Regions from separate parts of the Homo sapiens genome. Here regions 1, 3, 4 and 5 are each linked to region 2. The links are chromatin contacts, found by Hi-C or POLR2A ChIA-PET in ENCODE. All regions are on one chromosome and are shown on one strand. The core of a region is the stretch at or near the end of the contact, and the rest is flanking DNA. Distances in the headings are between cores, read along the strand shown. Region 1 holds the start of LMO4 (LIM domain only 4). Region 2 holds the start of ABCD3 (ATP binding cassette subfamily D member 3). Region 3 holds the start of BCL10 (BCL10 immune signaling adaptor). Region 4 holds the start of CLCA4-AS1 (CLCA4 antisense RNA 1). Region 5 holds the start of ODF2L (outer dense fiber of sperm tails 2 like).

Region 1 (4,831 bases), core at 1,490-3,989, 7.1 Mb before region 2:
TAAAGATTACCCAGAGGTGGCGCTGTGGTAAAAGTACACCTGAATTTTGATTACAGTGAATGTATTTACTCCCTACCTCTCAGAAGAGAGACTGTTAGCCATTATCGCTTTTGTATTTCTATAAACACACATCAGCAAATAAAGCTCTCTGGTAATACACTCCCATCCACTCCAATCTACCAGGACATGTTTAAAGACCTCACTCCGCACAGAATTAGAGCTGAAGCACTAAAACCACCTCCTAAAATGTAGGCCCTGTAGCCTAGAGCTCTGTTATTCAAAGTTTTATCCATCTCACTCTCCTTCCTTCCACAAACACCACCGGGATCCTCTGGATAATCACTCAATGATAGCTGAACATGTGTCTGGTTAAATTTCTAACATTTCCTTCAGGAATTAAGATTTCGTTTTAGTGCATATTCTTCAGGAAAAATCCTGAAAAGTACCACAATTCGTTATACATCTATGCATTATGTGCTCTATCTAAGAAAATCATTTTTAAAAAGAAAAAATAAAGACCATTTGGCTTAATTCTCTCATTTGTGGATGAGAAAATTAAGGCCCAGAGACGGAAATTTACTTGCACATGACAAATCATAACTTAATTGTAGCCCACTAAGATCTTGTGTCATCTCCTTTTATTATAAATTATTTAAAAAGTGAAAATGAACCAGGGGATTCAAATGTATTATTTGTTTATGGTGTTCCTCTCCTCATCTGGTTTAATTGAGTTTTCTTGACTAACCTTCAAGCAGCATTACATCTTTTCTAAGTTGGTCCTCTTTAATCATGCCCATCTGTAGCTGTTTTCTGTGTAGGACATTTTAATTACTATTATAGTTTTAATGACTTTTTTTTAAAAAAAGTTTTTTATATGTGCACAAGGTGAATTCATCATAGCAGTGCAACTTTAAATACAAATCAATAAAATTAATTCATTTAATTTTAAGGTGCTAGAATTAAAAAATGAGTATTTGAATTGATATTTAAAATGCCCTCTACCTGACTGTATGGGCAATAATTATTCTTTCTTATGCAGCCTTATTAATTTTGATGGTTTGAAAGACAGAAATCCCCCAAATAGACACTAAAACCCTAAATGTTCAACATCTGCATTGTCTCGCCAGATTCTCCTTCAGGTTCCTTTCCTCAATCTAGCAGTACTGTGTGTAACACAATATGAAAACTTGCCCCACAAGGCTGGTTTTACTTAATGATACTTAGCAGAAGGGCTTTGCACTTTCATGATAATTTCCACCAGAAAAATCTCTCTGGAACTTACTAACAATAATCAGGCCTAATATTAGCCTCAGTCTGGAGATTTATTTAACCTATTTGGCAGAGTAGATAAAGTCGAATGCCTAGGTATTCAAGCATCTAGGCTGTGCTTCGGCCTTGGAAAAAGACTCTCAGGCTAGCACCCTAAAAGCATTCCTCAAAACTTGATTTATACTAGAAGTGACATTTCTTACTCTCTAGAGGCTGTGAGATTGCAAATCTTGCAATTACTTCCATTGCTTTTGGGGGCTGTGAGAATTTCCGCCTCTCATCCTCCACAGTGAGGAGGGTAGTCGGGAAAGGCTTTCTCCCTTAAGTTTTCGTCAACTTTGAAAATAAGGACTGTGCTCCCTACATCACCAGCAATTGACAAGGATCCAGGAAATGCCTGCTAGGCACTTTCAAACTCGGAAAAATGGGAGTATGAGGGAGGCTAAGTAGGCAGTATTTAGCTAGCAACTATTATTTCCTTTATGTTTCTACCTTGTTAACTAAGCTTCCACTACGGTTCATAAATCTCCAATATCGTGAATTAAAGAAACAACAACAAAAATCCTCTTCTGTGTGCTTGTGCGTGAGGGGATAGAAGTCCACTGCCCTAAGATGCAGGACTTATCTTCCCAAACAGGAAGAGACCCATTTCTGAGAAAGATGGTAAGTTTCCTAAGGGTCTCCTCTCAGATAGAGGGGATGGCAGTCCCCGAGGGGCGAGCGGGCGCGGGTCCTCAGGGTCCCCGTGCGCTGAGAAGGCAGGTGAGGCCCCGCCCTGCGTCTCGACTCCGGATCCCGGGTCGCGAAGGGCAGCCCAAGCGGGTCCCCGGCCCCAGGCGCCCGGGTCACTTCACCCCACCTGATTCGGGCCCTTCCCTTCTCCTCTGTCGGCCAGCTCTGCCGCCTCGCTCTCTCTCCCGCCCCCCGAGTCTCGTTTCAGTCATCCCTTTGTCCTTCCCCGGATTGGCAGGTTTTATTATTCCGCCTGAACAATCCGGCCGCCCAGTGGCTGAGGGTCGCTGACGTCGGAGGCAGAGCCGGGGAGTAGTTGGGATTTTGCTCTGTCAGTAACACATGTGTAAGAGCCGCGGAGGGAGCGAGCGAGCCGGCTAGAGGCCAGCGCCGCCGCCGCCGCCGCCTCCGAGCCGGGCAGCAACAGCCCCGGCAGCGGCGCAGGCTCCAGCGCGCCGGGCCCGGCCGGCCGCAGCCCCCGACGCCTGGGTGCGCCTGCCTGCCGGCCTCCGCACCGTCCGCCGCCGCTCCCGGGGCTGTTGTGTCTGCGACTGCTCCCGGCCGGAGGTGCAGGGAGCTCAGCCGAGCCGCCGCTGCCATCCCGGAGCGAGCAAGCGAGCGAGCGCGCGGGAGGGAGGAAGGCGGCGGCGGAGGAGGAGGAGGAGCGGGAGGAGCGCGGGCGGGGGCGGGGGCCCCCGGGCGGGGGAATATACAAAGTGAAGCCACATTGCCAAACTTGCAGCAGCGATTGCAGCAGTTGCTGCCGCTGCGCCGCGCCTGAAGCCGCGCCGCGCGGGCCGAGGGCTCCTGCAGCTGCTCGCGCGCAGTCGGAGGCGGAGAAGGACGAAGACTGAGACTGACACTTCTGCTCCCGGCCGCCCGGCACTTACGCGGGGGCCCCCCAACCCGCCCCAGAGCAACGCGATTTAAAAAAAAAAAAAAAGCCGCCCTTAGCCCCCTCCTCCCCTTTCCTGCTTCTGCGAGAACTCCCTCCCTCCCTCCAGCTCCGCCAGCCCAGGCGCCCCTTCCCTGGAAGCCGAGCGGCTTCGCTCGCATTTCACCGCCGCCGCCTCTCGCAATATTGCAATATAGGGGAAAAGCAGGTAAGGGGGCGGGTGGAGAGCCGCGGGCCGGGAGGTGGGAGAGGGAGGGAGGGGGTCGATTCGGGCCAGGGCTGTTTTCTTTGGCTTCCTTCCCCTGACCGTCCCAAATTGCAAGTAAACAATACGTCGGCTTAGATAAAGCGCGAGTCTGAAACTACCGAGGCCGGCCTGCGAGCTAGCGCGGAGGGCAGCCCCGGGCCGCCAGCTTTGTAGCGGTTCCTGCTTACAAAAGGGCTCTTCTTGGAAACGGGGCTGGTGGGGACCGTAGAGGGGGTGGGGATATTTCTAGTTCATAAGGGAAAGGCAAGGGGTGCTTAGATGAGGATTTTAAGTATGAGAAGTAGTGTGTTTGGGGGGGTGGGGGTGGGGATAGTCACGATACCCCCCCTCCCTTCTAGTAAACACTATTTTTGAAACAGTGGCAGGAAGGATCTAAGTGAGCAGGATTCGGTATTGCTGGTTCTTTTAAAAAAATTCTTCTTGGCTTATAAGTCTTTTGTTCCAATCCAGGAGAAATACGGTGAATCACCTAATTAAAATCAAGACATGAATTAAGCATCCATTTTTGTACTACAAATTGCCAGCGTTACGTTTGTCCCTCCCTTGGTCTCCATTAAAAAACACCAGAGACGTTGTTAAAGGGGGGCAGATTTTGCCTCTAGCTGCCAGTTCTGCTTTCTATTTCACTGACTATCCCAGGACCTAAATTGCTTGGCTATGTAATTACTAGAGTATAAGCCTATTTAACTTAAAAGCTTTCTTTTTTTTTTTTTTTTTTCCAACTCTAAATGAAACTTGATGAGGGCCCGTCCTTAGTTATCAGGGGAGTCAGTTTCTGGTCAGTCTTCTTGATTCATCTCTTTTAGATTTAATCAGCATTAAGGTATTGCTTGTCCTTAAGAGCTTTAGCTAATGGGGTTACTGGATGCTTTTCTCAGTGTAATGTTTCCTTTTCAAAAAAAAAATACATATATATTTACCTCTCACTAAAGATGGGGGCGGGGAAGAGCTTGGAATCTCCTCCCTCACTCTCCTTTTAAAAAGGAATTCGGAGCGATTAAAACGTTGGGGGAAACAGTTTAAAGATCTAGGGCAGGAAATGCAGATTCATTTGGGTTAGGGCTGAAATTGTAACAAAAAGCAATTCCTCGAGTAAATGCATCAGATAAATCAATTTACATAAAGGTATGATGCATTCGGATAAATGCAATGCTAATGGGTTTTAGAGTGGTCCTGTTTCCAAAGTCTCAGGGTTTTGTTACAGCTTAATTGGTGCAGTTCTTATTCTGGTTTATTGTGCGGTCACTGGACACACGTTCCGGGACTCTTTCGGAGGAAATGTGTTTAAAATCGGCCTATTTAAGGAACCCGAGTCCTTGTTTCGTTCCTTCCTCGTTTTTTTTGCAGCAGCCAAGTTGGGCCGGGTACAGGCAAAGTTCGCCTTCTTCTGAGGTATCAGCTGAATGTCTTGAGCAGATAGCCGGGAGCCTCAGGGGGAGCCCACACTCTCAGCTTACAGAGGACAAAGACAATACAGGCTGCTTAATTGGCAGTAAATAACTTGATCTTTTTACAGAATAAGTGACTAGAGGAACACTAGGACTTTATTGGACTCGGGATTGAAGGCAACAAATTAATCGGTTTAGGCTAAGCTTTATAAATTGATTCCTATATTATATCCCAGTTGCATCTCTTGTGGCATTCATTAGAGTGGGGAATTCTTTTTT
Region 2 (4,273 bases), core at 119-2,618:
ATTCTGAACGCTCCCATGTATACACATTAAATTTGTATGCCTTTTCTCCTATTAATTTTTTCTTCTATTAATCTGCCTTATGTCAGCGGTTTTCAGTTAACTTTCAGAGGGCCAAAACCTTTTGTCCCTCCAGGTAATGAAAATGTCCACATGACAAATAGTGAATTAGTAGGAGCTTCAGTTCTGCATAATTTAGAATTCACTGTTGAGCACCTCTATACGCATGCCATTATTGTACCTCGTCTTTGTGATCCTCATAACCTGTATTAGGCAACAGCTCATTTATATTGAGAAAACACCTAGGGCACAGCACCACTACTTTGTAGGCTACTTTAATATGTATGTGCATTATGCGAGGTTTTATGAGCTTATTTTCTGACACACTTGCTTTTCTCCAGTTTCCTCAGCTGAAAACAGCGATTCACTGTTACTGTATATATGCTAGGCTCAATGCTGGCGATAACAATTCCTGCAACATAGGGTCAGACAGGAGAAGAATGTTGTAATCTGCAAAGCCCTTCTGATTCTGGGAGTGAGGCCAGCATTAATACAACGCACGATTGTTACTTCTGAATGTCCCTTTGCAAAGAACAGTGTTTCTCAAACTTTTTTCTGACCAGATCTGCATACATTTTACATCGCCGCTGGCGATACATACGTGCAAAACACTGAAATCGAAATTTCTCTAAACAACTCCTTTACTACGTGATGTACTGTGAAACTTTTCTATTTTGTTCTATTCTCAATTTTATTAAAAACGGAGGGTGATGATCCCGATCTACCAAACCAATTTCACAATGCGCTAGAGATTATAACCCGCGGTTTGGAAAATACTGGCTTGGAAAAAGCTCTTTGATCTGTGTCATTCTCCTCACATCTCCCTACACCTCTGCGGAGTTCCGATTGTTTGGTTTCGTCCTGATAATCACTGTGCTGTGTTTTCCCTACACGCTCTGTGACGGGGCCGTCCGCCTCCTTCCTGGGCTCCTTTAAGAGGGTGGTAACGGTACATCACCGCGGGAGTGGAGAGGCAGGGCCCACTAGGTCGTCGCTGCAGGCCAGGCCCGCTCATCCAGTTATTGTGAAAGCCGGGGTGTGCGCGCGAAGAGTGGGAGGGTAGGGGTGAGGCAGGGGCAGCACTGACGCCTCGCAGGGCTGAGTAGCAACAGCTCCTCCGCGCCGCGTTTCCGGAGACCCTGAAGGAGTCCGCGCGTGCGCAGAGCGCGTCCCGGGAACTGTTCCGCCCACGGAGGCTGCCGAGCGCGCTCCCGCCGGGCCAAAGTACAAAGTGGGCTCCAGAGCGCGGGCGGCGCGGCGGCGCGAGCCAGGGGGCGGTCCTGCGCGGCCGGCCCCGCCCTCTGCTCTCCTCCCAGTCTCCCCCGCGCTGCGTGCAGTAAGGTAGCCGCCGCCGCCGCCGCCGCCGCGTCCCCTCGCCGGCTCGCTGGTACCGGCAGTGCCATGGCGGCCTTCAGCAAGTACTTGACGGCGCGAAACTCCTCGCTGGCTGGTGCCGCGTTCCTGCTGCTCTGCCTGCTCCACAAGCGGCGCCGCGCCCTCGGCCTGCACGGGTAAGAAGGCCCGTAGCCGTGCAGCTTTCCCGGGCTGGAGCGGGCGCTCCCCGCGCGCTCTCTCTCCCCACCCGGCCGACAGGTCTCTTTGCCCGACGGGGTCGGGCGGAGAGAGGGCCGACCGCGACTGCCGTGGGACTTCAATGTCAGGGTGTCCGCGAGTCCCCGCCACGACGGCGTCGGTCCCAGCTGGCCTGTCCGGCGACCTCGCTCCACCCCGGGAGTGCGAATTCTTCTGTGCCCGCGGGCGAACCGGCGCCCAGCCAGCACTCAGGCAGCGGCCTCCAGTTGGGGGTGGGAGGGGGATGCGGTGTGTCCCCCACCCCCTTCCCTACATCACCCCCTTCTGTGTCAACTTTCTGGGTGTGTTCTGGTTTTGCCATCTCATCTTCAGACCGTGAAGGATTTGTTTTGGGGACGTGGATGTGTGATTGAGGATGGGGATTGGATTCGCCAGGCTGGAGGCTGGTGTCTAAGTCACTTGGACGAGGTTTGGCTCGATTCCCGACTAACTGCTATTGAAAGTCGCGAGGGTGGCTTCTATGAAACTATTCCCGGTCCACTTGGCAGGATTGCCGTCTAAAGTGGTGAGCCCTTGGAGTCGGTGAACCCTTTGGTCGGTGAACATTTGGTCGGTGGCATTTCATCCGGAAAGGCTGGATCGGTTCTGTCGGACTTAGAGGGAAATGTTTTCCTTCCTGGGCTCTGTAGGTGAAAGATGAGAGTGTGGTTTAGGTGAGGATCAAGCTCCTTTTTAATGACACGCCACTGCTTCCACCGCGGGAGAATTTCAGTGCTTAGATTTAACTTTGGGAGGTTATCAGTTCAGAAAAAGTAAAAAAGAGAGAGCTGAATTACGGTTGCGACATACAGGTATGTATGTCACATACATGCAATTTTTATTTGCTGGACAAGTGAAAGAGAAAAGGCTACTTCCCAAGCGTTCTTGCCAGTCATTGAATATTTCGTATTAAATCTTGACATACTACTTTCATGAATTTTATTTCATTCATTCCTCTGAGCAGGTACTGTTGCCTCCCGTGTTTGATTTGCCTACAATATCTAATTAGTAGTAAAATTTGGGCTAAAACACAAATAGACTTCTAGTTTATAGTACCCTTTCCATTAAGTTCTTTCTAGCCGCCTTCTGTTTTTATCTTACTAGAGTCTGAAGTGATGATCTTTCTTTTCCTTCCTAAATCCATTTAACAGAGTTGAAAATGATTTGCAGCATAGTCTGGGCAATAACAGCGCTTACTCATTTTTCTTCTATTCAGTTTGCTTTTAAAAGGATTAATTTGGGAAAATAAAAAGCAAGTTTTTCTGTTGGTTTGTATGAACTCCCAGTTGCAAATAGAAGTTACCTGTTACCTGGGAACATGCCAGTAGAAAGAAGATGTTAGGTCCTTTAACTTGAATTCTGTTTTTGCAAAGAAGTGTTTCAGGGCATAGAACAGGTGTTTTAATATGGAGGAGGGGACTCGAGGACAGCCCTACAAGTTCTGGATTACTTTTATGATTATATGTATATGTGATATAGTATCACATACATGCCACATACATATAGTACACATAGAGCTTGAAGAATTTTTACAAGTAGAACACACTCGTGTAATCAGCACCCAGATCAAGAAACAGAACATTATCAGCACCCCAGAAATTCTCCTCATGCCCCCATCCAGTCACAGTCCACCTAACTACTAAACCAGTTTGTAAGACCATAGATTATTGCTAAGGGAAATTTTAAACAGAATCTATTGGGAAATAGTAGCGATAGAAGTAAAATAATGTAATAGAATTTGTCTTATTAAATAATTTTAGCTCCTCATTTGCCATTGTAAAATGCCTAAAAAAATTTTTTTTTGAGAAACTTTGTGAGCTTTTGTGGGGATTAAATTCTTTAGCAGGAGATGTACTGAACAAAAGATTATTATTAGTCTTTTGCATTGGGATGAGTGGGGAAAATCTCTATTTTACACAGTATTTTGTTGGAGGAGATTGCAGATTCTGAGCAGATAATCATGAAGTTTAAATTGTTGAGGTGAAATGATTGAACTATTTTGAAACCATTAAAAATGGTATTGAGTGTATTTTTGTAGATATTGTACTTCCAGAAGCTTACAAATATCTTTTAGTCACCACCTTTGGTATCACAGTTTGAAGATTAGAAGATTCTAACTTTATATTTGAGTGGGCTTTTGAATATCTTTGGTAACAGAACTGATTAATTTTAATATCTGGTGCTTAATTAAGGAAACTGTGGCTACTTGGCCTTCTTTTGTCTATGTTGTTAATAGTAGGTTGGTTTTAGAATATATATTCCCTTAGAATTGGATAGGTAATAGAGCTAGTAAAATCACTTTAAAAGTTACAGTGTAACATTATTCCAAACATTGGGAGAATGAGTAATTAAATGTTCTGGGTTACTTTTAATTTTTGTTAATGTAATTTTTTTCACTCAGTTAAATCTCATATATATGTGTGTGTGTTTCTGACCTTTTATTGTGGAAAATTTCACACATATAAAAAATAAATAGAATAATACAAGGATTGCCCAATGCACTTTACCCAAGGAGTACCAACAACATTCTATATTCTTGTTTCATCTATTTCAACCTGCCTGTCACCCCTTATTTTTATAGGTTTTTTAGGTAAAATTTATATACATTGAAATGTACAAATATTAGTTGTACATTTTTTAAACA
Region 3 (4,467 bases), core at 564-3,063, 9.1 Mb before region 2:
GTTTCTTTCATAGACCTTTTGAAACCCATCCATGGTTTCCTCAAGGTTATTTATTTCTGATATAGGCGTAAAATGAAATCCTGAAGACAGATAACATCAATGAATTGACAGAGAAGAACAAAGACCTGGAAGCCACTCTTCACATCTGTACTTGTATACAGATCTTATTTCCTTCCACTTGTAATTTCTCAGTTCCTGTTTTATTAGCTGTAAAATGGGAATGGCAATTATCTTCTTTAGAGGTTGTTGCGAAGGTTAAGTGGGAACATTGTAAACTGTGTGACACAGCATCTGGAACATAGGAGGCCTAGCTCTTGGAAGTTCAAGGTTTTACTGGCACTCACCATGAATAAGACAACATTTATTCTACAGTAGTTATTTATGTTCCATTCTTATCTCAACTAGAATGTAAAGCAGGAAACTGATCTTCATTTTTTTGTATCCTTCCAGACCCAAGGCCAGTGCTTTCCATATAGCAAGTGCTCCATAAATCTCTGTTGAATGAGGAAACTAAGCACAACTCCCAGTCATATCCAGTTTCCTTCTGCTGGTGAGTCACACCAATTGTGAGTACAGTGTAATAAACCTTACAGGGAAGAGGAAGGGATTTGAAGTGGATGAACATTTAAAAAGTTGCCATCCTGTCCAGTTCATCAAAATGACTTTGTAAAAGTACTGCAGTGTTCAATAAGAACACGTTTCATGTTGAGTTTCTGTTTTTCATTTGACTTCAGATAAAGTATTTTAGTGATACTCATATAGGTCTCATCTGACAAAACAAGTAAACGCAAAGGAAAAAGAATGTCATATCTCAACAAAGCCATTCGTTACGAATAAATATGAAGGTTTATGTGGTTCTGCACCATCCGAGAAGAGCATAATTTAGCTACTGAATATTTTCGACGTTTACCTGTACATTAATTCTCAGCTACGTGTATTCACTCCCCCAACCCCAATTTAAATATGTGGGCGTCTGCTTACTAGGGGAATTCCAGGTTGTGCTTTCAGCTGTTGAGCTTCCTCAAGCCCCCTTATGCAAAAGAGCTTCACATTTTTGGTCCACTGCTTGGGATCCTTCACCTGGTACAGCCTTCGCTCTAGGCTGAGTGAGCAGCCTAGGCAGCCTGACTTAAGGATGAATCTGAGCCGCCAGTCCCTAACGAAGCATCTCCAAGAACCCAGTTGGGGGGAAAGCATGAGGAGATGGGTGAGGAGTGGGCAAGAATCAAAACACCACTTGGCAACAAAGCCCAAGCTCTGCGTTTAGCGATGTAAAACCTGGATTGACAGATCACTGGAGGATCACTGCCACCAAGGTCCCTCGGATGCAGGGCTCGCCACAGTCCTCCTGTGCTAGGACTTTCCGCTCCTCCGACCTGGAGGATCCTCCTTGTCCTCGGACTCCAGGCTTCCGCTTTCGTCTCCCGCTGGGCTGCAGCCCGCCCCCGCCCGCCCTGGGCACAGCTGCGTTACTCACGTCCTTCTTCACTTCAGTGAGGTCCTCCTCGGTGAGGGACGGTGCGGTGGGCTCCATGGTGGAGGCGGGAGATGGCGCTTCTTCCGGGTCCGGGAGCTCGGGCTGCGCCGCCCCGCCCTGGCTGGGGGCTTCGGCCTCCGGGTAATGGGGAAGAAGGAGAGGAGGCGGAGCGGGTCGGGAGAAAGACGGCCGCCCCTTCGGGAACAGAGGGACTCGGGGGTCAAACCGTAGCGCTTCCGGCCCCGCCTCTGAGGTCGACGGCGACGCGAATCTACGCGACGCGACGCGGAGCTCGGAGCAGCGTTCCTTCCCTCTCGTAGAGGCTCAGGCGCAGGCACCGCCCCACGGCGAGGCGCGTCGCTTAGCAGAGCCCGCCCTGTCTCTGCGGCAGCCTATCGACGCCAGCCCGCGGGCCGATCCTGTTCCCGCCCCCGACCGGAGCCTTTCGGGTGGCTCCGCCCACAGCGGGCGTTTCCTCAAGCCACGCCTGCGCAGGTCGTCGGTAAGTGGCCCGGGTTAGCTTCCTCATAAGGCATCGTTTCCGTGGGTGGGGTCCGTCAGTGCCCAGGCAGCTGGCACTCTCAGCCTTTGCTGCCTGCTCACTTCGGGGGAGTCCGGTCTGGGCTTGTCAGTACCTTGGGTTCCTCCCCTTTTCCCAGACCCTGCCCTACAATTTCCTGTTGTTACGTTTGCCAGTTACTGTTTTGGTCACACACAAACGCACTCATACACACATACACATGCATACACACAAACAGCCTAACTACAATACTAAACAAATTTTTGAAAGAAAAAAAGAAACCACCTACAATCCCACCACTTTAACACCTCATTTAACGTTTGCATACTTTTTGGTCACTGTTCATTATAAACATAGCTTTTCCTCATTAGTTAATCTGTGTAATGGAGATAGATATGCTTACCTTTTAGGGCTGCCGGGATCATATGTAAAGTTCTTAAAGGTAGTTGGGCACACAGTATGCACTCAACTGATTATTTATTTATTTATTGAGACAGGATCTCACTCTGTCGCCCAGGCTGGAGTGCAGTGGTGCGATTCTCGGCTCACTGCAGCTTCCACCTCCAGGGCTCAGGCGATCCTTCCACCTCAGCCACCAAGCAGCTGGGAGTCCAGCTAGTTTTTTTGTATTTTTTATAGAGATGGAGTTTCGCCATGTTGCCCAGGCTGGTCTCAAACTCCTGGGCTCAAGCCATCCACCCGCCTCGGCTTCCCAAAGTGCAGGGACTACAGGCATGAGCCACCCAGCTCATCCTACTCAAACATTTATTGAGTCCTTACTAATATGTTCTAGGCAACTTATACTATGAGTCCTCCATTTTATAGGGGGAGACTGATGAAGAGACGACTATCCCCAGACCGTATTTTAACTACTATGGCGCTGTGTAAGAAGCAACCTGAGAAGTGTGGATGAAAAGCTACAGGTAGAGCCCTGGGCCCAAGACGGTGGCTTGGACAACATGCTAAATAAACTATAAACTAGATGGTATTTGAAGCTACGAGAGTAGATAAAAATGACAGGAGGACCAAGGAGAAACTTGGGAACGCCAATGTTTAAGAAACGGGAAAGCAAAAAAAAAAAAAAACACACACAAAAAAACAATGTAACCAGAGCCACAAAAACCAGAATCACAGCAAGGGATTCTGATGTTTACATTATGTCCTGTTTCCATGTTGACACATTACACAAGGACAGTTTTTTTCTAATTGCTTAATTTTTCATCATCTTCCATCCGATTTACTGAACCATCCTTAACTTTAGGATGAATCCTTTCATTTAACAAATGTGTTTTGAATGTCCACTATGTGCCAGACACTGTTCTAGGTGCTAGGAAAACAGCTGTGAACAAAACCAATAAAAATCTCTTTCCTCATGGAATTTATATTCTAGTTTATTTGTGTTTGGGGCAGACGAGGTAGGCACTTGAAAAATTTTATCTAAGTTTATTTATTTATTTATTTGGAGACAGAATCTCGCTCTGTCACGCAGGCTGGAGTGCAGTGGCACGATCTCTGCTCACTGCAACCTCCTCCTCCCAGGTTCAAGTGATTCTCCTGCCTCAGCCTCCCCAGTAGCTGGGATTACAGGCGCATGCCACCACACCCGGCTATATCTAAGTTATTTTAAAAAAATAATTAATTAATTTATTTTTTTGAGACGGAGTCTCACTCTGTTTCCCAGGCTGGAGTGCAATGGCACCATCTCAGCTTACTGCAACTTCTGCCTCCCGGGTTCGAGCGATTCTCCTGCTTCAGCCTCCTGAGTAGCTGGGACTACAGGCACACACCACCACGCCCAGCTAATTTTTGTACTTTTAGTAGAGACAAGGTTTCACCACATTGGCCAGGTTGGTTTCGAACTCCTGACCTCAGGTGATCTGCCCACCTCAACCTCCCAAAGTGCTGGGATTACAGGCATGATCCCCCACGCCTGGCTATATCTAAGTTATTTAATTTATTAGAAGATGATAAATACTAAGAGGAAAAAATAAAACAGGGAAGTAGGATGAGGCTGTATGGATTGGTAAAATTTAAGCTAGGGTGGTCATGACCTCCCTGCTCACTTTGGAGGAGTCTGTCCTTGTCTTGTCAATACCAAGATAAGGGATTTGATTTATGCTTAAAGGAAGTGAGGGAGTGAACCGTGTGGATATAAGGAGAGAGCATTATGAGTACAGTCAGCAACCAATAAAAATGCTCAGTGTAACTGGAAGGAGATGATCTCCTTGTGTGTTGAGTCATATGGGTGTGCTGAGTCAGACGGGAAGCCACTGGAAGGTTCTGAGCAGAGTGACATGATCTGATTTGTGATTTGAAAAGAAGCACTTTCACTTCTGTGCTAAGGGGAAAGAAGATGGAAGAGGGAAAACCATTTAGGGAGGTATTGCTATATCCAGGCCCCAGGAGGTTGTGGTTCAGACCAGGGTGGAGCAGTGAGGGTGGTGGGAGCATTTTGAAATGAAGCAAGGAA
Region 4 (4,570 bases), core at 1-2,500, 7.7 Mb before region 2:
TTACAGCTACAGAGGGTGCAAAAGAAAGAAGTAACATTGTTGTTTTCCCAAGACTGGGAAGATTGAAACACTTGAGGATGAGGATTCAGGGACACCACTGTGTCCACCATTAAAGAATTTCCCCTTTAATGGTGGACACGGTGGTGTGATCCTTTTGTAGAGACGAGCATAGGTTATGGCAAATATACCTACTTTAAAAACAGTGCTCTGGGAAGAGAGTAAGTGCTTTTCCACATAAAGATCTAAAATAGACAATAAATGAGAAATAGGGTTTTTTATTATATATTCATTTTTCCATATTTCTGGAAAATGAAACAGACATGGAGTATTTCAAAGCTGGGAGAGATCATTATATTGGAGTTACCTTAGAAAGAGGGGGCTGTTTCTGCCACCACAACAAAGAATGAAACAACACAAATATTTACGTTTTCTTCTTGTCCTCATAATGCTTTTACTGCACTCGTCTTTCAACCTTTAACATCTACTGCATCTGTGACTGTTGTTTCAGTAAAACACGGAAGCTTGAATGTAAGCTCATTTCATTGCCTGCTGCACAACCACACAAAACAGCATTTTCTTATTCTTGAAATATGATAGCAACGTCTCCTTCCATGCTTGTACCTGTTTTAATTCCTTTCAAGCAGAGGCTGTATCGTGAAAGATGCTTAAGAAGTTACTTGGAACGACAGGATTTGGAACGGATGTCACATCATATTCTCATTTGTTATTAAAATTAGTCACGCTTAATTGTTAAGGACTATCCTGTGTCGCTCGCCATCTTTGTGTCCTCCACCTGGCACTTTGCTTTCACACAGTAGGCACATAGCGTTGAGGTCCCGGAAGGTTGTCAAGTAACCGGCCAGGAGCTTGAGGGCAGGACATTGTCTCCGACACTTGATTCAGTGCCTGGCACACAGGAGGTATTCAATTATGCTGAATGAATGAGCAACCGGCTCGGTGGGGGACAGTAAACCCAACCCTATTCCGCGAACGTTTGCTGAGCGGCATCCAGGCCTCAGGGACCAAGTGTGTCGCGCGGTGCCATACCGTGACCGGGACCTGTTATTTCTAATGTCCAGATATTGTAATTCTATGCTGTAACTCCTATATTTCCTCTTAAAACAAAAAGAGAAATGTGGGTCGTGTTCGCTCTGGGTTCTCGTTAAGTGCAAGCATACAGAGGCGCCGAGACCCCGCGGCTCGCCCTCGCCGCTTCCTCCACAGGAGCCGGGCGGAGCTCCCGGCGCGCCCCGGGGCTGCGCCGCCGCAATCCTCAAGGGGTCGCTGTTCCCGCGATAACCTCGAGAAAGGCTCCGCCCCGCGGCCCGCGCTTGTTTTTCCCTTGGGACCCGGGTCCACACGGCGGGGTCGCCCGTCCATCTCCGGCTCGCCCGCGGGGCCCATCGTCGACGTTAGCGGCCGTTCTCCGAGCCGACTGACCCATCCTTGGCGCTGCCGCCGCGCGCTTGTTCTCCTCCCTCGCCCCGCCTTCATCCTCCCCGTTCACGGAAACGACAGCTGCGGCTGCGGGGCTGGCGCCGCCTCCCTCCACCTACCACGTCTGCCCTCGCCGCTCTAGCCCTGCGCCCCAGCCCGGCCGCGGCACCTCCGCCTCGCCGCCGCTAGGTCGGCCGGCTCCGCCCGGCTGCCGCCTAGGATGAATATCATGGACTTCAACGTGAAGAAGCTGGCGGCCGACGCAGGCACCTTCCTCAGTCGCGCCGTGCAGGTACCCTGGTGCTGGGGGGAAAAGGGGTGGCGGCGCCCGGGAAGGTTGAGGGAGGGGACCGCAGCTCGACGCGGCGCCCCCGGGCCTCGCCGACCACCCAGCGGGCCTGCTGCAGCCAGAGGCCTGGGAGATGGGCGCGGCCTGGTCCCCTCCCCGGGCCCGGCGGCGGATTTCTGCCCCGCTCCTGCCCAACCGCCGCTCCCTGGGAAGCGAGGCGGGGTGGGGACGGGGCCGGGAGCTTCCTCCCACCCCTGGGGAACACTAAGGCTGCACTGTCCGCCTTTCTGATACCACGACGTCAGTGCTCCTGTGGCCTCCACCCCGGGGCTGGCGGAGGCTTGCGAGTCCTTTGCGGTAACCGAGACACAGGCCATTCTTGCACTACCCCCCACCCTTTCCTTTCGTCTCTCACCCTCCCCTCGGAGTCCAAGAAGGGAGTTTCCTTTTCCTGTCCTTCAACCCAGAGAGCTGCCAACACAGTTCCCTCCGGCCCTCTTTCTCCCTGAAAGGACTGTCCTGGGCTTGGCAGCCCGCGGGGGAAATGGAGATCGCCAGTTGGCGTTGAGACTTTGCCAAGACCACAAGAAACCTAGGGTTGGGGGGTTTTCACTCTTTTTCAAAATGGGAAGCACCAGCTGTAGATCAAGGAGAGATGCGGGGATATTGTTATGGCTGTAGTCACAGTAGTATGTTTTAAATATACTTTAAGGGGAAAAGTTGACTACCTCTCGATATTCTACAATCAAGGAAGTGTCAGTACTAAGGAACTTGGGCCGTTTCCCACAGTCATCACCCATGTTATGCCAACTCAGTAAATCTGTGAACAGATGTAAATTTCACAACATGAATTATAAACAATCTGGTGTTTACGGTCACGGTAGCAACAACATTCTCTTTTGTAAAAAGAAAACAAAAATAATTTTCTAATATGCATACCAAATTGGTGCTGAAATGTAAATCTGTTCTGTGGCTTTACTACTTTCCTTGCCTTTGCCCCAATTTTGTTGGCACAGTTGATCCTACATTGCACTATCCCTGGCAAAAGAGTAGTAGAGCTAGAGCAAGGTAATAGCTGCCTATATTATGAAAAACCTGTCAAGCACTTTGTAATGCATTTGACATATTATCTCCAGTCTTTTCCATAACTTTGCCAGATAGATGTTATTAACCCCTTTTATATATGTGAGGAAGCAGCCTTACTGAGGTTAAGAAACTTGCACAACTAGTAAATAACCAGGTGCTGTCTGACCTAGTACTCCCAGCTGCTTTTTCTTCCGGGATAAGCATTCCAGATTTAAGATAGCTAGAATAATAGAATGCTGTGGCCTAGAGAGACCTTAAAAATCATCTGGTTCAATCTGAGCATTTCCATATCAACAAGCAAGTAACACTTTAGAGATGGTAAATTCCTTCTAGCTTTTGATTTCTAAGTTCTAAAATCTGCATGGTGAGTAATAAGCTAGCTGCCTTAACCCTTTTCTTCCCTTCCTTCCCTAAAATATGATATATTGTAGACGTTGAGCCTTTATAGTTAAAATAATGTTTTGATTTAAATTCACTAGCTTCTAATAGTTCAAAGACAAGGTGCAAGAAGAATGAGTGATTGAGGGTGTGAAATGAATTTTGATGTGTGAGACACTTGTACACTTTTAACATTGACTGCAATAGAGGACTAGAGCCCTTGGTATTTTTGTTTGTCCTAGTGCTCATTACCTATAATTCTAGATGCTTATGAGGATTTGACACTGTATAATGCTACTCTTTTAAATACAGTTAAATATGTTTCAGACGTATAACTCACACCCCTTAAAGAGGACACATTTACTAGAATTTAGTCTGATTTAAATTGTGGATAGACTCAATTTAAAAAATTAAATCTAGCAAAGCTCTCAAAATGTGTACTTCCCAAAGAATTTTAATTCCTTGTTTCAAATTCTTTAGGAAAAAGTTTTAAATTTTATGCTAATCTGTTAGCCATCAAATAATTTTCTTTTCAGTTTTAAATATTTAAGTGTCTACTGCATGTCTGATGTCTGCTTGTGGCTACTGTGGACACTGGTGATACAGCAGTGAATAAAATCAGCAAAGTGTCTGCCCTCCTGAAGCTTACATTGTAGCGGAAGATAAGCTTGTAAATACATCAGGTGGTGATAAAAATCATGGCCAGAAGAATAGAATAACGCAGAGATGGTGGTTGTTAATATCTTTATTAGTATTTTCTAACATTAGTATCGTGTATAGATAGGATGGTCAGGGCAAGTCTTTCTAATAGGATGAAATTCAAGAGACCTCAAGGAAGTGACAGACCTAGTTTTTTTTGGAATAAAAGTATTTCAGGCAGCAGGAAGAAGTACAAAGACTGAAGTTTCAGGGGCATTAAGGAGACCAATGAAGGAGCTGTGGCCATAATACACGTAAAAGGCGATTGTAACTTAGATTACAGTGGTAGCAGTGAAGGTTCCAAATTATCCAGTATTGGCTGTTGGATTGGCTGTGAGGTATGAGAGAAAGATGAGTTAAGGATGACTCCAAGGTTTTGGCTTGAGCCGTTTATTAAGGGAAAAATTTTAGGAGAAACAGACTTCTTTAATGTGTCTGTAATTGTTAGAGATACATACTGAAATGTTTATGGATAAACTTATATCATATCTGAGATTTGGTTTTTACAGGGTATTTTTTTTTTTTTTTTTTTTTGAGATGGAGTTTGGCTCTTGTTGCCCAGGCTGGAGTGCAATGGCGCGATCTCAGCTCATTGCAACCTTCGCCTCCCCGATTCAAGCCAATCTCCTGCCTCCGTCTTTCAAGTAACTGGAATTACAGGCAGGCTCCACCACGCCCAGC
Region 5 (4,943 bases), core at 2,091-4,590, 8.0 Mb before region 2:
CAGCTACATTCACTAAACTATGTTCCACTGTGGCCAACAGCAAGCATTTGGGGATAACTGCTCAGGGACCATGATGCTAGCCATGGTCAGAGAAAAAGGAAAATCATGGTCCATGACCTTCCTTAACACCTAGATCAGACTAAGTAAATTAACTAACTTCAGATGAATATGTATTTTAAAACAATATCTCTGAAGAGAATAGCATATGAAACCTGCACATTTTGTTTTGCCAAACACAAATTCTTAGAAAACTAACTTCCACTGGCTTCAAACACAGCTTCTACTGAAAAAAGTCACCATGGCATATTCAGCAAGGAACACAAAGTAGATACAGGAATCCTCTTTTTTTCCCCCTACTATTCTGGACACTAGTCAAACGTTTACTAGAGAGGTAATTGTATGAAAAAAAAAAAAAGGATAGGAATCTTGGAAACAGGCAAAAAGCTGGAAAATAAATCTTATGCGTAAAAGCTACCAAAATGGAAAAAACGTTTTCTGATACAGAGAGATTAGATTAGATAACAAATTAGTAATCCCTCTCTCCAATGAAAAAAGAAGGATGTATATTTAAAAGATGGGCTGCAGACTGGATAATATAGGAAGAAGAGTTGACAGCAAGAGTGACTGTTCTGTAAACACGGCATGTACTTCAAAGCCAACATTCCATTTCCTTCTCAAAGTGTTGCCCTGATTTCTCCAGCCCATCAAGAACTCTAAACAAAAGTATTTTCAGAATCATATAGTTTAGAATTTAACTGCTCCATAAATGCTCATATTTTAGTTCTCTTTTAAACTTGCTATTAACTGTGAGGACAAATAATACGCATCACTCTCTGCCCTAAAAAATTACCTAACACAGTGGGGAGCATAGATTAGGTTCTCAAATATAAGTTAGGGTGACTAAATTATTTACTGTTTAAACTCGGACACTTTTGAGTGTCCATATAGAGCCCAATTACCCGGAAAAAGACCTGGCCAAAGATGTTCAGAATATTGTCTAATCCCAAATAAAGTCACCATCCTGTACCAGACAAACATAAAGCATATTCCTTTCCTTCAACACGACAGCTGTTGCCATTTACTGAGCAGAGCACTGACTGACCTTATAAACATCATCTCACAAAAGCTTCACAAGGTTGTTATTAAAAAGCTATAAATAAGTAAATTAAATCTTAGAAGGGTTAAATAGCTTGTCCAAGATTACAAGTAAGGAATTGGTGGAACTCAGTTTTGAATTAAAAGCCATGAGATGGTGAAACCGCATCTCTACTAAAAATACAAAAATTAGCTAGGCGTGGTGGTGGGCACCTGTAGTCCCAGCTACTCGAGAGGCTGAGGCAGGAGAATCACTTGAACCCGGGAGGCGGACGTTGCAGTGAGCCGAGATCGCGCCACTGCACTCCACTGCGGCAGAGCGAGACTCCATCTCAAAAAAAAAAAAAAGCCATGAGATACTAAAACATAAATATAAAAATCTACAAAGCAAAAAGTAACACACAAACTTGCCTTTATTCAGTCAGGTTTTAATACTCATAAGTTCAATTTAGATTCAAAAGATGAAAACTGTTCTGGACAAGGAAATGAGTGATGAATGAGCTAGCTAAAAGCACAGACTACAATTCTAAAGAGAGAGAGCAGACCGCGACCAGATCACTAAATTCCATTGTTCTAAAGTTTGTCACAAGGAACTTTTGGGATAGAAAAACTACACTATAAATACACATCCATTGTGAAATAAGAAGATGAAAAAGAGAAGCAAAAAGCAAATCATAAACATGATCATGACATTCTTACTATAAGCAGAATATCAAACTAATTTCAAAAGCAGACAGGTTTTCTGCAGTTTGTTTCTTTTTCCTTTTTTTTTTTTTTTTTTGAGACAGAGTCTCGCGCTGTCGCCCAGGCTGGAGTGCAGTGGCGCGATCTCGGCTCACGGCAAGCTCCGCCTCCTGGGTTCACGCCATTCTCCTGCCTCAGCCTCCCGAGTAGCTGGGACTACGGGCGCCCGCCACCACGCCCGGATAACTTTTTGTATTTGTTTTAGTAGAGACGGGGTTTCACCGTGTTGGCCAGGATGGTCTCGATCTCCTAACCTCGTGATCCGCCCGCCTCGGCCTCCCAAAGTGCTGGGATTACAGGCGTGAGCCACCGCGCCCGGCCCGGTTTGTTTCTTTAACCTTAACTCAGTTGCACTTAAAACTCCAAGAACCTCATTCATTCAAAAACACTTGAAACCGTACTATGCGTTGCGTGATGAGGAAACTGTCTTCGAAATAGATTTTATCCCCAACAGCAGCCCCAGTATGGTTATTCTCAGTAAACAACAAGCACCACCACTCACTAACCACCTACATTCGGTGCCACCTTAATGGCCCTGCGTTTACTTAATCTCGTATTACAACCACCCCAAAGTGATGATTACTGTTACAGTTATCAGTAAGGAATCCAGGAAGGTTCAGTGACCTAGACAAGGCCACACAGCGGGTTCAGTGGCAGAGCTGGGACTGAACACAAGTCGGCCTTTAGCACTCTCCACGACCCTAGGTCAATCCCGCACTACAGGGGTCGCCTATAGGGGCTGGAACCTAGAGGAATCCTGGAGAAGGAATTATTTCCTGAGGATTCCTGTAATATACCTCACTTACGAAGCCCCCAGGGCTTCCTACAATCTGATATATCACATGATGGGCGATTAAAAACCAGCCCAATGATTAAGAGGTCACTATTTCTGAAAGAAATGCAACCATATCCAGGAACGGCCCGGTCAGGACTTCGTTCTGCACAAGCCCACCTCACGCTAACATTTGCCCTGATGTCCCGGGGACCACACCCTTCCTAAGAGTGAGTCTCGCCGCCCTTTTCCCAGGCCAGGTAGTCAGCCTGAGGGAGGTGGAGGGTTTGCGCGGAGGGGGCTGGGTGGGCGCGAGGGCCTTTTACTTCCGGGACCCACCACTGCCCTCACCTCCAGACCGCTAAGGGCTCCCGCGGTAAACGCCCAGCAGCAGCTAGGCTCCCCACAAAGTCGCCCCCAACCCAAAAGGCGTACTTACGCCCCCGCCGCTGCGTCCGCACGTCGTCGTGACGACAGCCCGCCGTCGCCGCGATATAAAAAAAGGGTCAGAGGCGCCACGGCTGCTGCAATGGAAACCGTGGCAATCCTTCTTGTGCTCTGAGTCGGCTAGGAGGGAGCGGGACGCAGGGGGCACTACAGTGGGTAGACTAGGAAGGAAGGCAAGGGACGCGAGGTGGGAACCAGGCGAATTCCTAGACCTGCTTGCCGCAGAAGAGTGCCCGCTCAAGTGGAACAAAAGCGCAGCTAGTAACCGGCTAGTGGCTTCTCTGGCAACGGCGGCCCCACCCCTCCCGTCAGGCCCGCAGCAGGCTGCCGATTGGTCCGGGTTAGGGACGGCGGGCAGCGCCTATAGCTATTGGAGAGGGTGAGGAACGGGGCAGGGAGGGCAGCTTCGTGTCTATCCTTGTTTCTCGGGTAAACATTTTTTTTTAAGCGTTTGTTTATGGACAAGGACAGCATTTGTGTACGTTACCGAAAATCATAACCGAGCCCAACTAGAAAAAAAGGAAATAAAGCCAATTCCGAGTTTTCTGGCGCTTGGCCTGGTTGTGCCCTGCTTTTGCTTTTTAAAGAGAAGATTTGAAAACGTGAAGGCAACTGCGACCGGAAGAAACCTCCTTTTAAATGTATAGTAGTATTTTTAGCTGAGATGCCTCCCTGGGCCTCAGGTTTTTTCCTGTTAAATGAGGAAGCCTGAGGATGTTCTGCAAGGTGCCTTCAGGGTCTCAAAGTCTTTCGTATCTGTGCCACAGCCAGCTGGTCTGGTTTATAAAGTCCTGAAGAAGCAAAGCAAGATTTTAATTGGAAAAATATCTTCATTCAATGCCTCTACTTAATATTCATGTTAAGAATCGTACACCAACCTATGAAGTTCACAAGTAGAGTAACTGTCAACTAAGCCATAACCGTGGCATGCTGCTACCTAAATAATTGGTTTCACTAAAGCACTCCAGCAATGTTTTTCCACCAGTACTGTAATTGTCCCTTTCATAATTTAAAGCGGGAGACAGAATTAGTAAATTTTTTAGTAAAGGGCCAGTGATATGGTTAGGCTCTGAGTCCCCGACCACATCCCATCTTGAATTGTAATCCCCATAATCCCCACGTGTCAAGAGAGAAACCAGGTGAAGGTAATTGAATCATGGGGGCAGTTCCATAATCCCCACGTGTCAAGAGAGAGACCAGATGAAGGTAATGGAATCATGGGGGCCGTTTACCCCCATGCTAGTGAGTTCTCAAGCTATCTGATGGTTTTGTAAGGGGCTCTTTCCCCTCCACTGGGCACTTCTCCTTAACGAAGAAGGTGTCCTGCTTCCCCTTCACCTTCCGTCATGATTGTAAGTTTCCTGAGGCCTCCCCAGCGACGCTGAACTGTGAGTCAATTAAACCCCTTTCCTTTATAAATTACCCAGTCTCAGGCAATTCTTTATAGCAGTATGAAAATGTGCTCATACAGCCAGATAATATTTTATTAATAGGTTTTGCAGGTCATATGGTCTCTGTGATACTATTTAACTCTGCCATTGTCTTACCAAGAAAAGCCATAGATGATACATAAACATAAACATATGAGCTCACTAAAGTACGTTTGTGTGCAGGATGCAACACTACAGTGTTGGGTAGAAATTGTGATTTCTATCTTCATGGCAACAAATGGGGACTAGAATGTAAAAATAGCAGGCAATGAAATAGAATAAAGATACTTGAATACAAATAATACTTCAAAATTAAAAAGCAACATTTTAGATAACCTGTTTGCAGAGGACAAACAGAAGGTTAAATGAAAGTGTGATGGAGAATCACCACCTTTACATCTTTGCACTCTTTAATAGTGCCACTAATCACTGGAATTCCCCTAGGACTATGGTAT

Evidence for each region. Hi-C counts contacts between places; a loop is a spot of excess contacts on that map. ChIA-PET counts read pairs that join two places held with the same protein, here RNA polymerase II (POLR2A). Pooled maps may share reads with other maps.
Region 1: a map of B cell shows a loop between it and region 2 (12-fold over the local background). The contact joins the promoter of LMO4 here to the promoter of ABCD3 in region 2. A Hi-C loop is called at or near these places in 2 of 168 maps with a recorded cell type or tissue (B cell and CD8-positive, alpha-beta T cell) and 4 of 50 pooled maps.
Region 3: a loop to region 2 is called in a map of CD4-positive, alpha-beta T cell, with 8 times the contacts of the local background. The contact joins the promoter of BCL10 here to the promoter of ABCD3 in region 2. A Hi-C loop is called at or near these places in 1 of 168 maps with a recorded cell type or tissue (CD4-positive, alpha-beta T cell) and 2 of 50 pooled maps. POLR2A ChIA-PET finds 5 or more read pairs at or near these places in 1 of 52 experiments (CD4-positive, alpha-beta memory T cell).
Region 4: a map of CD8-positive, alpha-beta T cell shows a loop between it and region 2 (9-fold over the local background). The contact joins the promoter of CLCA4-AS1 here to the promoter of ABCD3 in region 2. A Hi-C loop is called at or near these places in 3 of 168 maps with a recorded cell type or tissue (CD4-positive, alpha-beta T cell, CD8-positive, alpha-beta T cell and naive thymus-derived CD4-positive, alpha-beta T cell) and 5 of 50 pooled maps.
Region 5: a loop to region 2 is called in a map of CD8-positive, alpha-beta T cell, with 6 times the contacts of the local background. The contact joins the promoter of ODF2L here to the promoter of ABCD3 in region 2. A Hi-C loop is called at or near these places in 2 of 168 maps with a recorded cell type or tissue (CD8-positive, alpha-beta T cell and naive thymus-derived CD4-positive, alpha-beta T cell) and 5 of 50 pooled maps.

What each region holds. Positions count from the first base shown.
Region 1 is chr1:87,326,141-87,330,971 of GRCh38, forward strand. It overlaps LMO4 (LIM domain only 4), which reads left to right and starts at 2,740. Exons shown (of 5, transcript NM_006769.4): 1 at 2,740-3,104. RefSeq lists silencers at 1,942-2,111, 2,362-2,791, 3,715-3,804 and enhancers at 2,650-3,227, 3,228-3,803, 3,369-4,831, 4,584-4,831.
Region 2 is chr1:94,417,021-94,421,293 of GRCh38, forward strand. It overlaps ABCD3 (ATP binding cassette subfamily D member 3), which reads left to right and starts at 1,369. Exons shown (of 23, transcript NM_002858.4): 1 at 1,369-1,568. The coding sequence starts at 1,459. RefSeq lists enhancers at 558-1,349, 1,821-1,960 and a silencer at 1,111-1,490.
Region 3 is chr1:85,274,819-85,279,285 of GRCh38, forward strand. BCL10 (BCL10 immune signaling adaptor) reads right to left here and starts at 1,814. Exons shown (of 3, transcript NM_003921.5): 1 at 1,478-1,814. The coding sequence starts at 1,534. It overlaps BCL10-AS1 (BCL10 antisense RNA 1), which reads left to right and starts at 1,540. Exons shown (of 2, transcript NR_045484.1): 1 at 1,540-1,979; 2 at 2,823-3,270. RefSeq lists enhancers at 1,007-2,206, 1,412-2,114.
Region 4 is chr1:86,703,243-86,707,812 of GRCh38, forward strand. CLCA4-AS1 (CLCA4 antisense RNA 1) reads right to left here and starts at 1,251. Exons shown (of 5, transcript NR_135837.1): 1 at 365-1,251. It overlaps SH3GLB1 (SH3 domain containing GRB2 like, endophilin B1), which reads left to right and starts at 1,334. Exons shown (of 9, transcript NM_016009.5): 1 at 1,334-1,729. The coding sequence starts at 1,658. RefSeq lists enhancers at 538-607, 1,172-1,673 and a silencer at 1,498-1,987.
Region 5 is chr1:86,392,983-86,397,925 of GRCh38, forward strand. It overlaps ODF2L (outer dense fiber of sperm tails 2 like), which reads right to left and starts at 3,341. Exons shown (of 17, transcript NM_001366781.1): 1 at 3,051-3,341. RefSeq lists an enhancer at 3,266-3,315.